Regions from separate parts of the Mus musculus genome. Here regions 1, 3 and 4 are each linked to region 2. Evidence: chromatin loops called from intact Hi-C (ENCODE). Cell type or tissue: heart. All regions are shown on one strand. Links, peaks and the distances in the headings refer to the core of each region. The heading gives the core; the rest is flanking DNA.

Region 1 (5,443 bases), core at 251-5,250, 91 kb after region 2:
GCCTTGCTGTACATCTGTGTTTTCTGCTGAACACCTTTCTCCTTTAGAATTTTTTATTGCTCAAAAACATCTATAACCTGTGTTAATACGAGTTACAGCCATGCTTCTTCGTTACGGGGAGGAGGATGTTTCTGGAATACTTCAAATTTTATGGTAACTTTAGTCAAACTTTAGGCTTGGACATACCATTGCTTATGTCAAGGTAAACACTTAGTGGTTAATATTGACTAAACTGTTTTTCCCCCTAAGAGTAGTGCTGCCCCTTTCATTAGAGGTTTTATAGGGATGTAGGAGACTCAGGTCAAGTGAAAGACCAGCCCGGCAAATGCTCCATTGGGTAGGAAAGAGGAGAGATAGGGTGGTTTGTGGCGTGAATCCATCTGGTTTTTGCAGGTGGAAGATGAGACGGTTTTGTGCAATATTCCATACATGGGTGACGAGGTGAAGGAAGAAGATGAGACTTTCATCGAAGAGCTGATCAATAACTATGATGGCAAAGTCCACGGTGAAGAAGGTAGTGATCCTGGGCTCACTGCAGGAAGACTTTGCTAGCCCGCTGCTGCCTTTGTTCTCTTCCATCCCTGTGGGTGCTAAAGAATATTCCAGTGTGATGGTATCACTTAGGATTAGAATTTTATACTACAAAAGAAGCTGGGTCACAAAAAGAATTGCCTAGCCGGGCGTGGTGGCGCACGCCTTAATCCCAGCACTCGGGAGGCAGAGGCAGAGGCAGGCGGATTTCTGAGTTTGAGGCCAGCCTGGTCTACAGAGTGAGTTCCAGGACAGCCAGGGCTACACAGAGAAACCCTGTCTTGAAAAAAAACAAAAAAAAAAACAAAACTATCAACAACAACAAAAGAATTGCCTAGTAATCAGTAGCTATGAGAGTGTTGATTGAATAGGAGAATCTTTGACATTTTCCATAAATACATCAGAGGCCATTTTGATTTTCAGTTCCCTCTCTCTGAGAACAGCATTGAGCATATCATCTCTGTCATACTGCTTTGATCCAGGTTTCTTCTGGACGTCTCAGAAATTGGCTTCTATATACTTATTTTATAAAGGCAAAGCATTTGAACTTAGTTGTAATTTTAAAAAATTCTTTTGAGTTTTTGTTTATTTTATGTGTGTGGTTGTTTTGCCTACACAAATGTCTGTGTACCATGTGTCTGCAGTGCCCAAGGAGGCCAAAAGAGGGCAGTGGGTCTTTTGGCCTCAAGTTCTGGAAGGTTGTGAGCAGCCCTGTGGGTGCTGGGACTCAGTCTGTTGGGTTGGTCCTTTTAACCTCTGAATGGTTTCTCTAGCCCCCTGTTGTAATTTAAAACAAAACCAAAAAACATTTATTAGGGGGATGCAGTCCACACAGTGTGGCGTGGAAGTCAGAGAGTGAATTCCAACACATGGTGCAAAGGGTTGAACTCCGGTCCCCAAATGCCTTTACCCAGTGAGCCTTATTGCCAGGTCATAGTTCTAGTTCTGGAAAAGATTATCAGTGAATAGACAGTAGCAACAGGTGCTAGGTGTGCTGACACACACTTTTAGGCAGAGGCAAGAGGATCTCTGAATTCGTGGACAGTCAGGGTTATACAGAGAAACCCTATCTATCTATCTATCTACCTTCCTTCCTTCCTTCCTTCCTTCCTTTCTTTCTTTCTTTCTTTCTTTCTTTCTTTCTTTCTTTCTTGGTTTTTCGAGACAGGGTTTCTTTGTATGGCCATGGCTGTCCTGGAACTCACTCCGTAGACCAGGCTGGCTTTGAATTTAGAAATCTGCCTGCCTCTGCCTCCCAAGTGCTGGGATTAAAGGCTTGCGTCACCACCCTCCCGGCCAAGAAACCCTATCTTGAAGAATTAAAAAAAAAAAAAAAAAAAAAGTAGGATGGTATACCCTTGTAGTCCCATGAACTCAGGAAGGAGACTAGGGCAGATTGCAAATTCAGATCTCGCTTAAGGCTGCAGAGGAAGTTCAGTGCCAGACTAGGCAGTCTTGTGAGACCTTGTCTCAAGTCAGAAAAAGGACTAGGGATATAGCTCAGTGAGAGAGTGCATGCGTACGTAGCCTGTTCACATCCTGAGTTCAGTGGGGAGAAGAATGTCTCTCCATGCATATGCCAGCTAATAGCCCTACCTACTATGCAGTTGCTAACATTCAAAATTACATCCACAGCACCCTCTAGTGTTCAAAGACATTATTTCAAGTTGCAGTATAACCAAATGAACTGATTTTGGAGAAAAGGTATCCTTTATTTCCATTTTTTAAAAAGACTTATTTATTTAAAGTATGTGGGTACACTGTAGCTGTCTTCAGACACACCAGAAGAGAGCATCAGATCCCATTACAGATGCCTGTGAGCCATCATGTGGTTTCTCTGAATTGAATTCAGGATCTCTGGAAAAGCAGTCAGTTCTCTTAACCACTGAGCCATCTCTCTGGCCCCTTTTTTTGTCATTTTTTTAATTGGTTTTTTTATTTATTTGCATTTCAGATGTTATCCCCCTTCTCAATTTCCCCTCCAGGAGAAAAAAAAAATTGTCTTGATTAAGAGAAGTCACTATTGGGCTGGAGAGATGGCTCAGCAGTTAAGAGCACCAACTGCTCTTCCGAAGGTCCTGAGTTCAAATCCCAGCAACTACATGGTGGCTCAGAACCACCCGTAATGAGATCTGACACCCTCTTCTGGTGTGTCTGAAGACAGCTACAGTGTTCTCACATAGAATAAATAAATAAATGAGAAGTCACTATTGAGACATTATACAGCACAAAGCCAAGTGATTTTTCGCTTGATTGTTATTTTCCTGCCTTGCTGTGGTTGTTGGCACACTGAGAGTATGTCTGATCCCTGCCTGTAGACCAGGCTCCCCTGTCTTCTGAATGCTGAGATTAAAGGTTTGTGCCACCATACTGTGTGTGCTGTTAAGATTTTTGAACAGCAAATCCAGTGTTACCAATGACCACAGAACTGGAATATTCTAATAAGGGTAAAGGCTCTAGCTAGTTAACTGTTAGTAGTTGTTAGGGTTCATCAAATGATGTGGTGTTACACCTCTTACACCCCTAGACTGCAGGGTGAGTGCTAAAAAACCTACCTTATCTTTTTTTTTTTTTTTGAGACTGGTTTTCATTATATAGCTTTGACTGTCTTAGAACTCACTATATAGACTGGCCTCAAACTCAGAGATTCACAAACCTCTGCCTCCCAAGTGCTGGGATTAAAGGTGTGCACCACTACACCTGACAAGATACTTTTTTTTGTTGTTGTTTAAAATGTCCATTAGTATTTTGCCTATATGTATGTCTGGGTAAGGGTATTGAGTCCCCTGGAACTGGAGTTACAGATAGTTGTGAGCTGTTATGCGGGTGCTGGGAATTGAACCTAGGTCCATCTGGAAGAGCAGTCAGTACTCTTAACCACTGGACTGTCTCTCCAGCCGCAAGACCCTGTCTTAAACCCTGTGTGCAAAGATGAGTAGAGTGTGCGGCCACCACTGCTCACTTTTCTATTCCTTTGTTTCAGAGATGATCCCTGGATCTGTGCTGATCAGCGATGCTGTGTTTCTGGAGCTGGTGGATGCCCTCAACCAGTACTCTGATGAGGAGGAGGACGGGCACAACGACCCCTCCGATGGAAAGCAAGACGACAGCAAAGAGGACCTGCCGGTAACAAGAAAACGGAAGCGCCATGCTATCGAAGGTGCACAGCCCTGCTTCCATAGACTATTTTGAAATTGACAGGGAAGAATGGAAAACTTGAGAGTATTATTTTTTAAAAAAACATTCATGCTTCTCTTTGGTCTACTTACAAGGAAAACATGGTCATTAACTGATAGCTTCAGCTACTGAACTAGCTGACGGTGAGAGTGGAACAATTTCCAGGGTAGTCATTGCTGTTAGTTTCTAATTCTACTGTGCTTGGAAAATCTGGAAAGATATAAAGGAGAAAATAAGATTATACTTCAATCTTGCTACATAGGAATAATCAGATTATTCCTTGTAGATTGTAAATTGTACATATCTAAATCAGCATGGTCATACAAAATTGAGATTGTGTGGGTGCGTGATATAAACTTTTATCTTCTTAATTTAATTTTACAAATATTTTCCAAGTCACTAGTATTTAATTCAATATTTCTGGGCCAAGGTGATTGCTCAGTGGTTAAAGTCTTGCTATGAGGACAGGAGCCCAGATACCCAGAACCCATGAAGATGCAAAAATGCGTGTGGTGTCCTCTCTGTGATTCCAACCTTAGAAGGTGTAGAAAGGGGATTCCCCACGACAAGAGTGCTGGCCAGACTAGTCATGTTGACAAAGGAAGAGGAGTGGAGGAAGATGATTCTAGACATCAGCCTCAGGACCGCACATGCATATGCACGCATGCCCACACATGTGTGCCCACATACACAAACACACATCCACATACCTGCACAAGCACTTCAGAATGGGAAAAGAAGAAACCTCGGAGTTACCGAATGACACTGTTATTTACTTGTAGTGTACTTGTAGAGAAGACAGTGTCTCTCTCTTCCTATGAGAGTCCCAGTGCCAGTTGTTCTTCAGCACCAGGGTTATAGTGGGATTCATCTGTCTTCACCTCTGAGAGACTCCTCTTGATTATAATAGGGACTGTAGACTTTGTTATCAATACAGTTGAGGTTTGGATGAGCACAGCAGCTGTAATCATTTGTTCTGCTGCAACAAAGGGAAAACGACAAACAGCTTTGTCTATGCCCAGGAGTTCACTGTCATTTCCCATTCAGGCAACAAAAAGAGTTCCAAGAAACAGTTTCCAAATGACATGATCTTCAGCGCCATTGCGTCCATGTTTCCTGAGAATGGTGTCCCTGACGACATGAAGGAGAGGTAGGGACAGCTGTTCCACTCAGGCCAGACCCAGGGCTTGTCAACAGACTCCTTTTTTTGTAAAAGAGATTTATTTATTTTAAAGATTTGTTTATTTTGTGTATATGAGTACATTGTAGCTGTACAGATGGTTGTGAGCCATCATGTAGTTGCTGGGAATTAAACTCAGAACCTCTGCTCGCTCTGGGCCCGCTCGCTCTACCCCGCTCCCTCCAAATATTTACTTATTATTATATAAGTACACCGTAAGTACACCATAGCTGTCTTCAGACACAGCAGAAGAGGGCATCAGGTCTCATTACGGGTGAGCTACCATGTGCTTGCTGGGATTTGAATTTAGGACCTTTGGAAGAGCCATCGGTGCTCTTAACCGCTGAGCCATTTCTCCAGCCTGTGAACAGATTCTCTCCTTTTTTTTTTTTTTTTTTTTTTTTTTTTGGTTTTCTGAGATAGGTTTTCTCTGTGTAGCCCTGGCTGTCCTGGAACTCACTTTGTAGACCAGGCTGTCCTGGAACTCAGAAATCCACCTGCCTCTGCCTCCTGAGTGCTGGGATTAAGGCGTGTGCCACCACCGCCCGGCCTGTG
Region 2 (5,406 bases), core at 407-5,406:
GGGAATTAAACATGGGCCCCCTCTCTACAAGAGTAAGCATTTTATATTATTTTTTTAAGTTTTATTTATTTATTTTATGTATGTAAGTACACTGTATCTGTCTTCAGACACACCACAAGAGGGCATCAGATCTCATTAAGGATGGTTGTGAGCCACCATGTGGTTGCTGGGAATTGAACTCAGAACCTTCGGAAGAGCAGTCAGTACTCTTAACCGCTGAGCCATCTCTCCAGCCCAAGAGTAAGCATTTTATTATTCTCTCTAGCCCCAGAGAGAAATTTTGAGAATAGTTTGAGGTACACAAGATCTTGTCTCCACAAAACAAATGAAACATGAAAAATTTCTGCACATTTAGAAAATAATTTAGGGGCTGGGTGGTGGTGGTGCACATCTTTAATCCCAGCACTTGGGAGGCAGAGGCAGGCAGATTTCTGAGTTTGAGGCCAGCCTGGTCTACAGAATGAGTCCAGGACAGCCAGGGCTACACAGAGAAACTCTGTCTCGAAACAAAACAAAACAAAACAAAACAAAACAAAACAAAACAAAACAAGAAAGAAAGAAAGGAAGGAAGGAAGGAAGGAAGGAAGGAAGGAAGGAAGGAAATAGCTGCAGCGTATCTCAGGTGGTTGAGTTATGAAAGCCTGGGTCATGTAATTGTTAATCCAGCACTCAGAAGATAGAGAGAGGCAGGAGGGTCAAAAGTTCAAGTCATTTTCTGCTGCCTGGTGAGTTTGAAGTCATCCTTGGGATTCATGAGATCTCCTTTTTTTTAAAAAAAAAAAAGCATGGGTGGGAGGAAGGAAGGAAGGAGGGAGGGAGGGAGGGAGGGAAGGAAGGAAGGAAGGAAGGAAGGAAGGATGGAAGGAAGGAAGGTTAGCTAGCTAAACCATTCATGAGAATTTATTTACTCGTGTGTGTGTTTGTGTGTGTCTGTATGTATGTGTGTACATGGATGTCTGTGTGTCTCTCTCTCTGTGTATCTATGTGTTTGTGTATACATATATGTCTACATGTGTCTGTGTGTCTGTGTGTGTTTATCTGTGTGCCAAAGACTTAACATGCAACCCTGACTGACCTGGAGCTCACTATGAGGACCAGGCCGGCCACTGTGAAGATCAGCCTGCCATTGTGCTGAGATTCAAGGCGTGCACCACCACCCCTGGCCATAAACATTTATTTTAAAACCTGAGAAAGACGTTATGATCCAATAAATAAATACAAATATGTGAACATAATTTGTAAGAACTGCAAGGGGCGACCACATGACAAACTCTTCAACCTTATCAGCAATCAGTGATATCAATTACAAGAATGGAGAACTGGAGCCGAGCATGGTGGCGCATGCCTTTAATCCCAGCACTCGGGATGCAGAGGCAGGTGGATTTCTGAGCTTGAGGCCAGCCTGGTCTACAAAGTGAGTTCCAGGACAGCCAGGGCTATACAGAGAAACCCTGTCTTGAAAACCAAAAAAAAAAAAAAAAAAAGAATGGAGAACTGCCATTGTCTGCTATTGTTCCTCAAATATATCTTATCCAATACTGGGCAAGGCATCATAAAACAGGCCCTTTAATGGATTACTAGAGGCAGAATATAATATGAGTTGTTTTGAAAACAACTGCCAATGTTAATAAAGAGAAGATTCCAAAGTCTACAGTACTTTTAATGATAAGGTTCTGTTCTAGGACAAAGTCAATTCCTCATTGTGATATTATTGTATCCACCCAAATTGGAAGCAATGGAAGTTTCCATCAATAAAGAAATTCACTGTAATCTGTGCGTTTCTGCTGTGATGTATTGCAGCAATGAGAATGTTAATTAACAAAACTGGAGCAACATGGAAAACATTCAATTATTTTTATTATCCTTAGTGGTGGTGGAGGGCAGTCCATACCCTGGAATTCCTTTGGAGGTCAACTTCATCTCCTCCTACTCCGATCCTTAGGAATTGACCTTAGGGTCTCTCTCACGTTTGGTGCACACACTTTTACAGGTTGAGCCATCTTGGCAGCCCACATATGTTAAACTTACAAAGTAGGGCTGGACATACAGTTCATTGGTGGAGTACTTGCTTAGTATATGAGAGGCCTTGGATATGATTCCAGATACACACATACTCACAGGAGCCAGCTCTCTCTCTCTCTCTCTCTCTCACACACACACACACACACACACACACACACACACACCACAAATGCATTGGTGTTTTGCATACATGGATGACTGTGTGAAAGTGGTGATAGTGGTGTCAGTTCTTGGAGTTACAGACAGTTATGAGCTGCCATGTGGGTGGATGGATTTGATTTAATCCAGGTCATCTGGAAGTGCGGTTGGTGCTTTTAACTGCTGAGCCATCTCTCCAGTCTCCACTGTCACCTTTTTATTTATTTACATTTTGTTATATACATACATAATACACACATACACATATATACATACATATAACTATCACCTTTAATGTATTTGCATTTTATTATATACACATATACAAACATATATACATACATACACACATACACATACATACATACATATAACAATAAAATTTACCATCCTGCCAAACGCACTCCCTCAGAAGGGTTTAGACAATTTGACTCTCCCAAAAATACACTTTAAAAGCTCACACATGCCGGAAGGTGGTGGTGCACGCTTTTAATCACAGCCCTTAGGAGGCTGAGGCAAGTGGATCTCTGTGAAGTGGATGCCAGCTTGGTCTACAGGGCGAGTTCCAGGTCAACCAGGGCTACACAGAGAAACCCTGTCTCAAACAAACAAACAAACAAACAAACAAACAAACAAACAACACCCTGATCCCTAAGGAATATAGAAGTGGCTCCACTTGGAAGTAACAAATCTTGAGTGGACCGTCTAAATCAGAAGAGTGTGGGCAGCTTCGGCCCACCTGTCGGCACTGCTGCACTTCCCCGCTCGGCCTTTGGATGGCGCTCCGAGCCGGGTAAACAGGGATCTGGAGCAGGGGTCCTTGCGTCAGCTCCCGTCGTGACGTCACTTCTGGTCCTGGGCGGAAGTCTTCAGCTAGCCGACCGGGAAGTAGCTGAAGACCGGGCGATGGGAACTCTGGAGGTCTCGCTCCGGGGCGGACCCGAGGCCACCGTGCCCCCGCGGTAGAACGAGCCTGGGTGGCGGGCTCCGGGCTCCTGAGGTGAGGAGCGTCGGGGCCTGAAGTGAGACCTTAGGAAGAAGCCTAGAGTCCCTGGCGGCCACTCTGGTGCCCCGTTTCCCCGCTCGGGAGACTAGACTGCCTTAGCTGGGCTCTGCCCCGGAAGCGGGTCCTCTTGGTGTCATCCCACTCCCAGAGGGAACGGCGCGGACCGGGATTTTCCTCTTCACCTCCACCACCAAGGCAGCGGGTAGCCTCGGGCCCGAGGTTCAAAGGAGCCGATTCTTCTTAACGTCGTCTTTTCTCCGCTGTCGCAGGCATGGAGGGGTCTAAGGCGTCCAGCAGCACCATGCAGGTGAGCTTCGTGTGCCAGCGCTGTAGCCAGCCTCTGAAACTGGACACGAGCTTCAAGATCCTGGACCGGGTCACCATCCAGGAACTCACAGGTCAGCAGGATCCGAGGAAAGGGGTGGTCAAGAAGGAGGGAAGTGGGCAACTTTAGGGACATTGAGGTGGCGGTCTCTGGCTTTCGGTTTTCTCGTCAGGAATAGACCTCTGACAGTGTCTCCAGAGTGAAGGAGTATTCACATATAACAGAATTTCTTGAAGATTTACCAGTGTATCAATCAGGTGTCCTGTAACAGTCCCCGTGGAAACCAGGCTTGGTGGCTCACATCTATAACTGCAGCAACTCAGGAGGCTGACGCCGGAGCTGCCTCAAGTTCCAGGCCAGCCTGCGCTATTGAATGAGACCCTGTTTCCAAAAATAAAAAGGACAGGAGAAGTGCCATGGTGCATCCTCTTACAGGTGACGAGTTGAGGTTAGAGCCATCAGTGAGCATACTTACCTGAGGTCCAGTGAAGTGTAGGAGAGCCTTGAAGCCTGAAGAAGAGAGTGAGAGAGGTGATTAGCGAGTTTAAACACGTTCATGGGCCTGGCATTAGCATGGAAACCTTGGCTTTGTTGTATATAGCTCCCTAGACCTTGATTCATTTTTATTCATAATTAGTATTAGTTATGTGTATAGGTGGTTTGCTTACATGTACATCTGTCCATGACGAGAATGCCTGATGCCGGGAGAGGCCAGAAGAGGGCGTCAGATCCCTGAACTGGAGTTAACAGGTGGTTGTGAGCCACCGTGTGAGGGCTAGGACTCGAACCTAGGTCCTTTACAGGAGCAACAGGTGCTCTAAGCTATTGAGTGATCTGCCCAGCTCTTTATTTTTCTTCTCCTTAAAAAAAAATTATTTTCATTGTTCTTGCTGTTGGTATAGACAGAGTTTCACTCTAGCCCTTGCCTGGCTAGATTGTCCTGCCTCTGCCTTCAGAGTCCTGGGGCTTAAAGGTGTGCGCCACCACACCTGGCTTATTTTTCATTTTTAAAGGTTAATGTTGTGTGTTGAAAGCTTTCATCTCCCAAGTGTTGGAATAAAGGAGGTCTGTGTGCTACCATGCCCGGCTTTACATGTTTCTAAACTAGTGTTCATACATTTTAAAACCTGATATATTTAGGGGGTGCCACTTGATGTTTGAATACACATGTAATGATGTTCAAATCAGGGTTGGCACATTTGTCTCTTCTAACGTTTTGTTTGTTTGTTTGTTTCCTTGTGGTTGAAACATTTCTAATCGTCCCTGCTGGCTTTTGGGGACTGTGCAGTCCACCATTGGTACCCATAGTCAGCACCGTCCAGTAGAGCAGAACTTTTCTCCTGTCTAACCAGTCTGTTGTGTATAACCATCATATTGTTCTCAGTTTAAATGAGATGCACCACACCTGAGTGAGACCAGGCAGTGCTTGCTTTACTGGGCCTGGATAATCTCATTTAATGTATGTCCTTCAGTCTTAATGACAGGAGTTCATGCTTTTAAAAAAAACGGCTGAATAGATTGTCATTGAATGAATATTAGCTGTGTCTTTGTTGGTGATGTTTTGTTTTTGAGGTAGAGTCTTATATAACAGAGGCTTGCTTTAAACACATGCTTGAATTTCCTCAGACTCAGCCCGGCAGTGGTAGCACACGCCTTTAATTCCAGAACTTGGGAGGCAGAGGCAGGAAGATTTCTGAATTTGAGGCCAGTGAGACTATAGAGTAAGTTCCAGGACAGCCAGGGCCACATAGAAAAACCCTGTCTTGAAACAACAACAACAAAACAAAACAAAAAAGATTTTCCTCAGATTCTGAAGCACTGGGATTATAGCCATGTACCACTGTACCTGGCTCTCTGTCCTCTTCCCATACCAGGGATTCTGTCACTCAGCCACATCCCTAGCCCTACATCCTTG
Region 3 (5,355 bases), core at 1-5,000, 48 kb after region 2:
AAAAAAAAAAAAAAAAAAAAAAAAAAAGAAAAAGAAAGAAAGAAAAAAAACCACTGGAGAAAAGAGGATTCCTGACCAGAGAAATAGAAGAAGAAAAAGGCATTACCTTCATCCTCTGTGTCTTCCCCACTCGTCAGTTCATACAGAGTAAACACAGAGTTATTCTGGCCACTCCTGGAAACCTGAGGGCACAGAAAACGAGGCTGAGCAAGGACCAAGAGTCTCTTGGGAGAGGGTGAACTTCAGCTCTGCCTTTTTTTTTTCTCCTGGAATGGTACCTATACCCAAATGAGCACTGTCACCTCTGCAGTGTCCTAAGCCTTACTGTAAACCCTACAGGTGCTATATTTGTATGTGTGTACACACATTCAGAACCACTAAGCCACAGCCTTTCACGTGTCTCAAAAGTGACCTCTCACTCTGGTTATTTTCTCTTCAGGAATGGGCGGTGTGTATTTGTTATATTTAGGCTGTTGACGCTCCCTCCCCTCCTCCTCTCCTGGGAATGTTTGGAGCTGGTGGTGAGTAGGACTTTGAGGGACAGAGGATTCTGTCCTCACACCCACACTGGTTCAGAAGGTGCATTCATGGAGACAACGCCATGGACGCACAGTGGGAGAGGGAACCCAGGTTTTTTTTTTTTTTTCTCTCCCTTCCTTTCCCCATTTATCTCCTGTGGCCAGAGGCTCCAGCCAACAATAGCACTCAAGGTTCCCAGTGTTGCATTCTCTAAACATGGCCTCACGTAGCCTCTGGCCTCTGACAGCCAAAGAAAGAGAGATTTTGTGCAGGAGAGGCATTGCATCACAGAAGGATGGTTGCCAGCGAGGCCCATGCTTCCTCTCTCGCCCACTCCCCACTTTGCCAGGTCTGCATCTAAGGATGCCAGCTATCTGTTGGGCACAGGCAACAAGTCTTCTTTGCCATGGGTCACTGCCTAGGGCTTAGCAGGGTGGCCTCACCCATTGGTAAATGAGTTTCCCCCATTCTTCTGGCCTCCGCCACATGATCAGGAAGCTAGACTTATTCTTATCCAACCACTCGAGGTTCCCTGTAAAACAGATACTTATGAGAGCATCGTGCTCTAAAAAAGGCACAGAGGCAAATACCAACACCCGGCAGAGGGGACGAGCCTCTGCTTTCAGAACAAGAGATACAATAGTATTTTTACTATTCTTACTTATAAGGCATCCTGTTCTTCTTAGTCTATCTTTCTTAGGCCAGAGAGGAAATTTAATTCTGTACACTAACAGGGGGTGGGGGTGGGGATGGCAGGAGGTGGGGGGTGGGGGGAGAACTAGGCCATCTCAGAATACTTGAGGCTTCAGGCTGAGAGAGACAAAAAAGAAAAAAAAAAAAAAAAGGTCACTAAAAGGAAGAGTTGCCCTGTTGTACCCTCAGGGGAAAAAAAATCCCAAGTAAGAAGAAAAAAAGTAGGGGAGGGGCCGGATAGATGGCTCAGTGGTTAACACTGACTGTTTTTCCAGAGGACCCGGCTTCAATTCCCAGCACCCACATGGTAGCTTACAACTGTCTGTAACTCTAGTTCCAGGGGATCTGACACCTTCATACAGACATATAAGAAGGCAAATACCACAGGACATGTGAAAAACAGTATTTAAAAAACAAAACAAGCTGGGCGTGGTGGCGCATGCCTTTAATCCCAGCAGAGGAGGCAGAGGCAGGCGGATTTCTGAGTTCGAGGCCAGCCTGGTCTACAAAGTGAGCTCCAGGACAGCCAGGGCTATACAGAGAAACCCTGTCTCGAAAAACCAAAAAAAAAAAAAAAAAAAAAAAAAAAAAAAAAACCAAACCAAACCAAACCAAACAAAACCAGGGGGCCTGAAGAGATGGCTCAGTGGTTAAGAGCATTGACTGCTCTTCCACAGGTCCTGAGTTCAATTCCCAGCAACCACATGGTGGCTCACAACCATCTGTAATGAGATCTGATGCCCTCTTCTGGTGTGTCTTAAGAGAGCAATGGTGTACTCATATACATGAAATAAATAAATATATCTTTAAACAGACAAACAAACCAACAGGTATCTGAGAACTGAACCCACCTTTCTTTCTCAGTTCTTCTAATACAATCTGAATTGACTCCACAGGAAGTTTCCCTGGCTTAAGGTTAAGGGAATGGCCTACATGTAAATTAGGTTAAATAAAACATTTTCGGAGTTCGGCCCACGATAAAGAATGATCTAGCCCCCTCCTTTCCCTGCCATACATACATGCAATTTTTGAAGAAGATATGTTTGCATTTCCTCAATATTCTGGAAAAGGAGGTAAAAAGAAACTTCCAGTTAGAAGGAAGAACTAGCAAAGTGTGTTACAGGCCTGTAATACCAGCTCTTATGGGATGGACACAGGAGAATCACCAGTCCAAGGCTGGGCTGGGCTATAGAGATCAGGTCTCAAATAAAAGGCAAGAGTTTTAGAAAATAAAGGGTGTTACCCTTTACTTCATTCTCTGTGCCTTTTTCTCCACAAATTTTACCTATGAATCAGAGAGCAAAAATAAATGACCCTCACTTCCTGGGAGAGGTGGGGCAAGTCAAAAAAATTATTAAAGATGGTTTGGGATTTGAGGCTCACAGAGAGGAGATTCAAATAGTTTTAAAGGGTCCAGTGTGTAAAGCTTGGGACTTAAAGACCCCAGCACTCATTAACTAGGGTAAAGGGAGCTTGCACTGCCTGCAAAAGTGCATATAAAATGATTATCTGCCATTTAGTTTTGCTGTTTCCCAAGTCCAGGTTGAATAGAAGCCTGCCTACTGTGGGTAAAGGGAGGTGGGGAGATGCAGTCTGGGCATGTAGAAAAGTGTGGGAGTGCGTGTGTGTGGGGGCTGGGGGTGGGCTATGGAAGAGCCTGAGGGAGGATACGCTGTAGCTTGACGTTGTTGAAAAGCGGGCTCTCCTGGGCTTCCATCACCGTCATGCTGGACTGTTTGTGCAGGCGGCAGAAGGACAGAACCAGAGAGCACCAGGCGGCCAGCTGCTTCTGCCGGGTGTCCACGTTCGGCTGTAACCTGCCGGGCGAAGGGAGCAGGACGAGGAATTAAAGCGTGGAAGAGGGCGGCAGCAGCACCAGCCTAGCAGCACGTTAGGGGGAGACAGTGACGGGCTGGCTGGACAGGAAGGCGGCCGGCAGCTCCCGTCTCCCCCGGAACCCCAAGTGAATCATCAGGGCTGAGCCCTGGGCCCCGGGGACGGGAGGGAGCTACACTGGGCTTCTCAGGGTCTGAGCCTCACGTAAAGAAGGGCGGGAAGCGGTACTGCCACGGCCACTCGAAACTCATCGCCATCGTAGTAGCCCAGAAAACCCGGAACCGACAAGGGGCTTCCGGTCTCCGCCTCAGCATGTCCGGGCTGACAGCACAGCAGAAAGGTTCCGGACTCCTCTCGGGAGGCGCCGCAGTGGGATGGGAACGGTTCTTGTCACCAATCTGCTGCTGTCTAAAGAAAAACTTCAACATGAAGCGCAGGAGTTCTGGGTCTTGTCGCTTAAACAGAGGGAAACGGGGGCGGGGGGGGGGGGGGGGGACGACGACACGTAGTTTCCCTCTGCAAATTGCGAGGTCAGCCGAACGCAAGTTAGAATCCACATCTGGAGGCTTCACCTTCGTGTCGGTTGCCAATTTAAACTCATGATGCCGAAATTTCCTGCATTCCCACCCAGGTTGACTTCACTCTTAAATTTCCTGTAGGATCATGGGAGCATATTGTGTGGTTTGCATCGCTATACGCGATTTTCAAAGAATCAAAACTTATTGCTTTTTTCAAAGAATCAAAACTAACGTTTAGCTCTTAACCTCTTCCTTTCTAGACCCCAGACTTGGAATCCCTTTGGCTTCATCTGACTCATACCCAGCCTACACTAGTCAGATCTGTCCCTTTGCCTGCCTAAACTACGGGTCAGTTCCCAAACCAGAATTACTGTTTCCATTCTCCCAACAGTACTTCCACTGCTGAGCTGTGGAAAATTGCTGAAGACCAACCAGAACATGTTTACTGAGTCCCGGGCTCGCTGACTAATCTCACTACTGGACTCTCAGGGGAGCCTTGTTGGATCTAGAAATACAAGTTTGGGAGTCTTCTGACCTGACATGCAATATGAACCCATTTAAGGGATAAGAGCACTAAACAAAAGGTGTATTGAAAAGAAGGCTGACCTTGGGCTGCTAGGAGATGCTCACCTTTAAAGAGCGAGAAGAAGCTGGGCTGTTTTCATTGATTCCCTGTTATCCTCATTCAAAATAGTCCGCCTGTGTCTATCTTTCTGTTCCCTGAAGAATTATTGTGAGAATCCCTTAATCTCTCTCTGTCACAATGTTTAATTCATAGCTCCAAAGCTCCTCCCCATTTTTTCTTCCTTTGCCTTTTGAACTCAAAACTGCCATTCTTCCTTTACAAGTAACGTGTTGCCTCAATTTTTCAATTTCTTTCCGGATATCACTATCATCATGCCTCCCTCCCTTTCTGTGTAGCTCACTTTATTTCTATTTAAAAGTAATGTTAGGGCTGGTGAGATGGCTCAGCAGGTAAAGAGCACTGACTGCTCTTCTGAAGGTCCTGAGTTCAAATCCCAGCAGCCACATGGTGGCTCACAATCACTCGTAATGAGATCTGACGCCCTCTTCTGGTGTGTCTGAAGACAGCTACAGTGTACTCATATACATACATAAACAAATAAATCTTAAAAGAAAAAAAAAATGTTAGCTGAGCACACCTTTATCCCAGAGCTCAGCCTTTAATCCCACTGCCTCAACCTTCTGAGAACTGAGATTACATGTGTGTGCTGTGTCCATGGTCTGTTTTTTTTAAAGATATATCTATTTTAGATATGTGAGTACACTGTAGTTGTCTTCAGACACACCAGAAGAGGGCATCAGATCCCATTACAGATGGTTTTGAGCCACCATGTGGTTGCTGGGAATTAAACTCAGGACCTCTGGAAGAGCACTCAGTGCTCTTAACTGCTAAGCCATCTCTCTAGACCCACCTTCTTTCTTTTTAAAGAAGGTATTAATTTCTTTTTATTTATATGTATATATGCATTTATGCAAGTGCTCCTGGAGACAAGAAGAGGATTCCCTGGAGCTGGAATTACAGGTGATTGTGAGTTGCCTGACATGGCTATTTAAATGGAATAGAACTTTGGTCCTTTGTAAGAGCAGTGACTGATCTTAATCTATGAGCTATCTTTTCAGCCCCCTACATTTTCCCCCCTTAGGTCAGTTCTGAAGGTCAAAGTCTGACTTATCTCTAACACCTCTCTCTCCTTTACCCCCTCATGACGGATGGTCCTATAGATTCCCTTCATTGATTTTAATCATAACTCCTACTTATAATTAG
Region 4 (5,443 bases), core at 158-5,157, 210 kb after region 2:
CTGGATGGGGCTTCCTTGTGCCCCCTCCTCTCCTGAGTGGTGGTGTAAGTAATAAATCTGCCCAAGGGTGTGATATGACATGGCTGTTATGCTGCCCTTGAAGCCCCCAGTCTCTTATTAGTCATGGACACAGTCGAGGAAGACAGGCAGTTCTCTGCCCATCAGCAGTCATGACCATCTGAGTGTTGACAACAAACTAACCAGTCTTGAAGGTTTTGCTTCATCTTAACCAGTACAGGGTGGGAAAACCTGGTTATATAGGGTTGACTTCTTGTGGGTGTGGGCACAGAGAGCATGCAGCTATCATGTTTCACACAGCTGTATTCTCTCAGACCTAGATGGCCACAGTGATCCAGAGGAGTCATTTGCCAGAGACCTGCCAGACTTCCCTTCCATTAACGTGGATCCTGCTGGCCTGGACGACGAGGACGACACCAGCATTGGGATGCCCAGCTTGATGTACCGCTCCCCACCAGGGGCTGGGGATACCCAGGTCCTGCCTGCTAGTCGGAATGAGGCTGCACTGCCAGAGCTCCTGCTTAGTTCCCTTCCTGGAGGATCTAACCTTACCAGCAACCTTGCCAGCCTGGTCTCCCAGGGTATGATCCAACTGGCCTTGTCAGAGGCCTCCCAGACAGACCCTTCTGGCCCACCTCCCCGAAGAGCAACAAGAGGCTTCCTCCGGGCCCCTAGTTCAGACCTGGACACTGATGCTGAAGGAGATGATTTTGAACTTCTGGACCAATCAGAGCTGAATCAGCTAGACCCTGCCAGTTCTAGGAGCCACTGAGAGACTCCTTTGAGGGGGGTCACTGTGCTGTAGGTTATTTTCCTCCACCCCACTTACTGTGATGGGGCAAGGGAAGAACCCAGTCTTGTCCCCTGAATTTTATCTGTGTGCTGGGTGGCCTGGCTGATGCAGAGGCCTGCTAAGAGAACGTACTCTTACCTGCTGCCAGTGAGACATCGTATCTGTGCTTAGTCACTGAAGTGAGAACATACTCCCGCCCCAAGGGAGGCTTCTCTCCATCAGGGTGGTACACGGGCAACAAAGTAGGGATTTGATTCCCCTTTGAGGAGGTAGTGCTGTTTGCTTTTAGGTCTGGGTGCTCAGGGGCCCTCACTGATACAAGAGCCCATCTCTTCTCCTCACCTCACTGGAGCCACAGAAGCCAGGCAGCAGCTACAGGAGTTATCATCTGTGTCTTTTACCATGATTTGATTTGTGTTCTCAAAGCAAGTGTGCCCTTTGGTTCTGCAGAGCAGGCCCACTTCCTGTCCCTGAGCCCATCTTCATTTCTAGAGGGCTGACCCTGAGCACTCCAGAGTGCTTGCAGAGTTTGAGAAATGTGAACATGCTGTGGGGCTGAGCCTCTGCTATATCACCGTGAGCTGTAGGATCAGCTGGCTGGCTGGGTTGGTGAGTGCCTACCTTGAGGTCTCATGAAAGCTCCTGGAGCTGTGTGGTTGTCTTTGGTGCTGTTAACCCTTGGCTCCATTTGACCATCAATCTGAGCAATGAGCAAAGCAATATCATATCCATGTTTATGTCCCTCCTCCTTCCCTTGCTCCTCCTCTGGAGAAGCACTAATTACACAGGGGATAGCAAAGTAGCACTTTACAAATGGCCATGGCGTTCATCCCAAGAGCCACCAGCTCTTCTTACCATACCACTTCCTAACTCCTGTAAGGATGAGCCCAGTTAGTAAGGATGTTGGTAATCAGCAGAGACCATTCTCAAGGGTAGGTGTTCTGCAGCCCCGAATCAAATCATGTGAAAACCCCTTAAATGATCATTGGTTCTCAACCTGTGCCAGCATACTGCCTCTCTGTCTCCCAAATCAGAGCTCAAGCCAAATTCTTCTATCCTCTTTCCCTCTTGCATTAACCTTTGCTGATCCTCAGGGACCACTCCCCCAGCACTTTTGTGTTTGGGTGAGGGATGTTGGACAGAGCCCATTTTTATGTGCTGCAGGTTGGGGGTTGTGCTAACACTTTTGCTCTTGGTTGATGGACAAGATAGAGGCCAGGGAGTGAATAACAGTGAGAAGAGGAATGGCAGGTGCCTGTTTCATAGTCAGTGAGTGTGAAAGTTAGGCATAATAATGGCATCTCCCCACTTTAGGGTTCTCAAATACTTTGGACATCTCTTTCCTTAGAGCCAGGTAGATGTCTTACAGGTGAACTCGATGATGTGGAAAAGAACAAAAAAAGGGAGGTGAGGGAAAGGCTTGGGGTTTTGCGTGTTTGCATGAGTGTGTGTAGCTTCATGCTTTGGGAGTTGGCAAGAGGAAGAGGGAGGGAAGGGGAGCAAGCAAATCCAGGTCTTTTCTTGTACCAGTGGAACCTGCTCTGAATCTCCCAAGTCCTCCACTGTGAATTGGGCTGGGTGGGGGGGTGCAGGGGAATAAATCTTGTATGAGAACAATCTTTTAAGAGACTGCTGTTTCGTTGTGTACTTCCTTGATAAGTCTTCTCATTAATCTGATAATAGCTAATCTGGTGTGGTGATCCTCAGAAGAGGAAGCCCAGGTGGATGTCAGGGACCCTCCTGCCCTTTCTGTTTTTCCCTCTTGAGGCCACGTCTCCCCCCTACAACCAAGACATAAATATAACTAATACCTTGCGGGCATTTGTCAATTGTTATTTTTTTTCTCTTTTAGATTTATCTTTTTGTTTGTTTTTTTAGACAGGGTTTCTCTGTGTAACCCTGACTGTCCTGGAACTCACTCTGTAGACCAGGCTGGCCTCGAACTCAGAAATCCGCCTGCCTCTGCCTCCCAAGTGCTGGGATTAAAGGCGTGCGCCACCTCGCCGGGCTCTGAATAATGGCTTAATGAAGTTTTAGGTTGAAGGACTGAAAAATTAATACTGTGCCCTTCCACTGAGCTGCAAGGACAGCTGCTCTTTGACCGTCAGCAGACCTCAGAAACTAGAAATATTTATTTCAGGCTCCTCCGGACTGGCCACTGTGGTCAGGAATGGAAAGCACCTGCCAGGTGTGGCAGCTCATAACTGGAGACTTCAAGCTTTGTGGCTTGAGTAGCCCCCATTCCTAACCGTCTTTCTTGGGCGTTCAAATGACACTAGGTGTCGAGCGCCCCCTACATGCGACACGAAAATCGTTGGTGTCCTTGGCGTTCACAGCCACCCTCTGACAAAAGTACCTACAGGTCCTTTATACGTGAGAAAACTAGTCCCACTCCTGTGGAGGACTAGCTCTGTGCACCCTTGAGCGGCGTGGTAGATGACCCGGCTCCCACACCACGCGGGTTTAGCTCAAGGTCACGAGTGCTCAAACTCGGCCTAACAGGGTCTGGCGGCTTATAGAAAGGACCGCTCACCACAGGCAGCACTGCGGGCCCAGGAGGCGGCCGCTGACCTGTCACTAAGGCCGGGGACTGCGACTTCTTGACAGCCGCTACTAGGGCTACGGGGTCCCGGAAGGTCCGGGTACTCTTCCGGCAGGCTTCTTCCTTAGCCAATCAGCGTTAAGGTCCCGCCTCCTCACCGGAAGGAGGCGTTTCCCGGAGCAACCGACCAGTCCAGCTCTCGAGTTTGGTGGCGGGAAAGGCCATGAGTAAAAGCCGGGCCGAGGCTGCGGCTGGAGGTAACGGCAAAGCCCGCAAGACCCGGGAGGGGAATAGGAGAGGGGGTCGGAGGTGACCCCCATATCCTACCTCGTCTCCCGCAGCCCCCGGGATCATCCTGAGGTACCTGCAAGAACAAAACCGGCCCTACAGCGCCCAGGACGTGTTCGGAAACCTACAGAAGGAACATGGACTGGGCAAGGCGGTGAGAACCCCCTTTGCGGGGGCTCCCTCCCCGCTGGACTCCCTTGTTAGCCTTGGGTCCTGCCTTCCTTGTCACAACAGAAATCTCCCCCGTCTGGGGTCGCGCTAATTGTTTCACCCTCTCCTCTGCTAGGCGGTAGTGAAGGCGCTGGATCAGCTGGCCCAGGAAGGCAAGATCAAAGAGAAGACCTACGGCAAGCAGAAAATTTATTTTGCCGATCAGGTGAGAACTCAGATTAACACTCACCTGAGAGCTTGTCTGAGTGAATCTCAGCATTTCGTGTGTTGAGGCATGCCGGGCAGTGGTGGCGCACGCCTTTAATTCCAGCACTTGGGAGGCAGAGGCAGGTGGATTTCTCAGTTCGAGGACAGCCAGGGCTACACAGAGAAACCTGTTTCGGGGAAAAAAAAAAAGTGTTGAGGCACCTCACAAAATAATCTAATCAGTGGTATGAAAGAGCTTCAGATACTCTTAAGTCAGTTGTACGCTGCACGCTGCCTTCATCAGTGTTCATTTGAGCTATGAACAAAGGAAGACCCTGACTCACAACTCCTAGTCTCGTTTCTGCTATCGTTTCCTGCCAAATCATTTTTCCTCTTCCTCTGCCCCACTACCCCAAACACATCAAATTTACATTCTCCTACCCAGACTTCTCTCTGGATAATTATTATCCAGATAATATTGAGTACCAGCATCGATATGGCCAATGTTGAATGCTTACTCTCTGCCCCCTAATTGGCTTTCTAGCATTTTTCTGTCAGGAAACCTCTCTTCTCAACCCAGAGATTAGAATGTAAGTCTTTGTCTCTCTTATTTATACACCTGATATGTGTGGCTATTTGTCAATTATATCTGATTACCCCCATCCACCCTCTTTTTTGAGATTAGCCCTCACTACGTGGCCCAGGCTAGCTCAATTTTATTTATTTATTTATTTTGCAGTTGTTAAATCTAACGTGTCATCACTGCTCTCAGTCAGACCCGCCTGTCTAAAATGATGTATTAAGGTTTAATCTTGGATGTTGTATCCTGAATGATCTATCTAAATGCAGATTGAGGCTGGCAAGATGGCTCAAGAGCTCCACTGTATTTTTAGACTTTCTAAAGCATTTGGTCTCACTTATTCTGCTCTACTTTGCCATTGAGCTGTATGCCCAGCCACTTAATTAATGTACAGATAGTCCCCCTGCCTCAGCCTTCCAGGTTGCTGGAGTGAGGAGCCTGTACCACTAGCCCCAGCATCCTCTCCCACTGTTGGGTTTAGGGGTCACCTACTGGTGCTTCCATATTTGAATGCCGCCTCCCCTGATGTGTATTTTTCTCTCTGTGCCTCATGGAATCAGCTATATTTCTCTTGGCTGGCAGAACCAGTTTGACACAGTGAGTGATGCGGACCTCCACGGCCTGGATGCCAGTATCGTGGCCCTCACTGCCAAGGTGCAGAGCTTACAGCAGAGCTGCCGACACATGGAGGCCGGTAAGACTGGGCCGTGGTTTGGAGGTCATAAATTGCTAACAGAATGGTTCCTTGACTGCAGCTAAGACCCCTTTGCCAGGTGCCTATGATGTTGCATTGAAAGAAACACAGAAGCCGGGCGTGGTAGCGCACGCCTTTAATCCCAGCACTCGGGAGGCGGAGGCAGAGGCA

The links. Peaks named below come from ENCODE experiments on the same cell type or tissue, not always from the same donor. Only the 100,000 strongest peaks of a DNase experiment are listed, where the experiment ranks them.
Region 1: a loop joins it to region 2, with 6 times the contacts of the local background. A loop is called at or near these places in 27 of 42 quality-filtered maps.
Region 3: it touches region 2 in a loop (3.0-fold over the local background); 11 of 42 quality-filtered maps call a loop at or near these places.
Region 4: a loop joins it to region 2, with 3 times the contacts of the local background. A loop is called at or near these places in 6 of 42 quality-filtered maps.

Annotation. Positions count from the first base shown.
Region 1 is chr11:101,208,795-101,214,237 of GRCm38, reverse strand. Ezh1 (enhancer of zeste 1 polycomb repressive complex 2 subunit) reads left to right here. Exons shown (of 21, transcript NM_007970.3): 6 at 394-514; 7 at 3,515-3,691; 8 at 4,756-4,858. Among named protein-coding and RNA genes, the nearest start is that of Ezh1, 15 kb to the left of the region's middle. In heart, for the core only: a CTCF peak has its summit at 2,191 (motif pointing left); no DNase peak of the experiment used is centred there.
Region 2 is chr11:101,299,886-101,305,291 of GRCm38, reverse strand. Becn1 (beclin 1, autophagy related) reads left to right here and starts at 3,006. Exons shown (of 12, transcript NM_019584.4): 1 at 3,006-3,160; 2 at 3,436-3,564. The coding sequence starts at 3,438. In heart, for the core only: CTCF peaks have their summits at 2,929 and 4,208 (motif pointing right); a DNase peak (open chromatin) is centred at 2,991; H3K4me3 peaks cover 1,744 bases; H3K27ac peaks cover 1,466 bases.
Region 3 is chr11:101,251,705-101,257,059 of GRCm38, reverse strand. It overlaps Vps25 (vacuolar protein sorting 25), which reads right to left and starts at 3,353. Exons shown (of 6, transcript NM_026776.5): 1 at 3,253-3,353; 2 at 2,884-3,029; 3 at 2,064-2,117; 4 at 963-1,051; 5 at 107-182. The coding sequence starts at 3,305. In heart, for the core only: a CTCF peak has its summit at 3,120; DNase peaks (open chromatin) are centred at 549, 979 and 3,359; H3K4me3 peaks cover 2,373 bases; H3K27ac peaks cover 2,484 bases.
Region 4 is chr11:101,093,510-101,098,952 of GRCm38, reverse strand. It overlaps Psmc3ip (proteasome (prosome, macropain) 26S subunit, ATPase 3, interacting protein), which reads left to right and starts at 3,518. Exons shown (of 8, transcript NM_008949.3): 1 at 3,518-3,610; 2 at 3,695-3,795; 3 at 3,928-4,017; 4 at 5,161-5,272. The coding sequence starts at 3,577. It overlaps Retreg3 (reticulophagy regulator family member 3), which reads left to right. Exons shown (of 9, transcript NM_026501.3): 9 at 333-2,631. The coding sequence ends at 790. In heart, for the core only: a CTCF peak has its summit at 3,125; DNase peaks (open chromatin) are centred at 522 and 3,502; H3K4me3 peaks cover 1,925 bases; H3K27ac peaks cover 1,680 bases.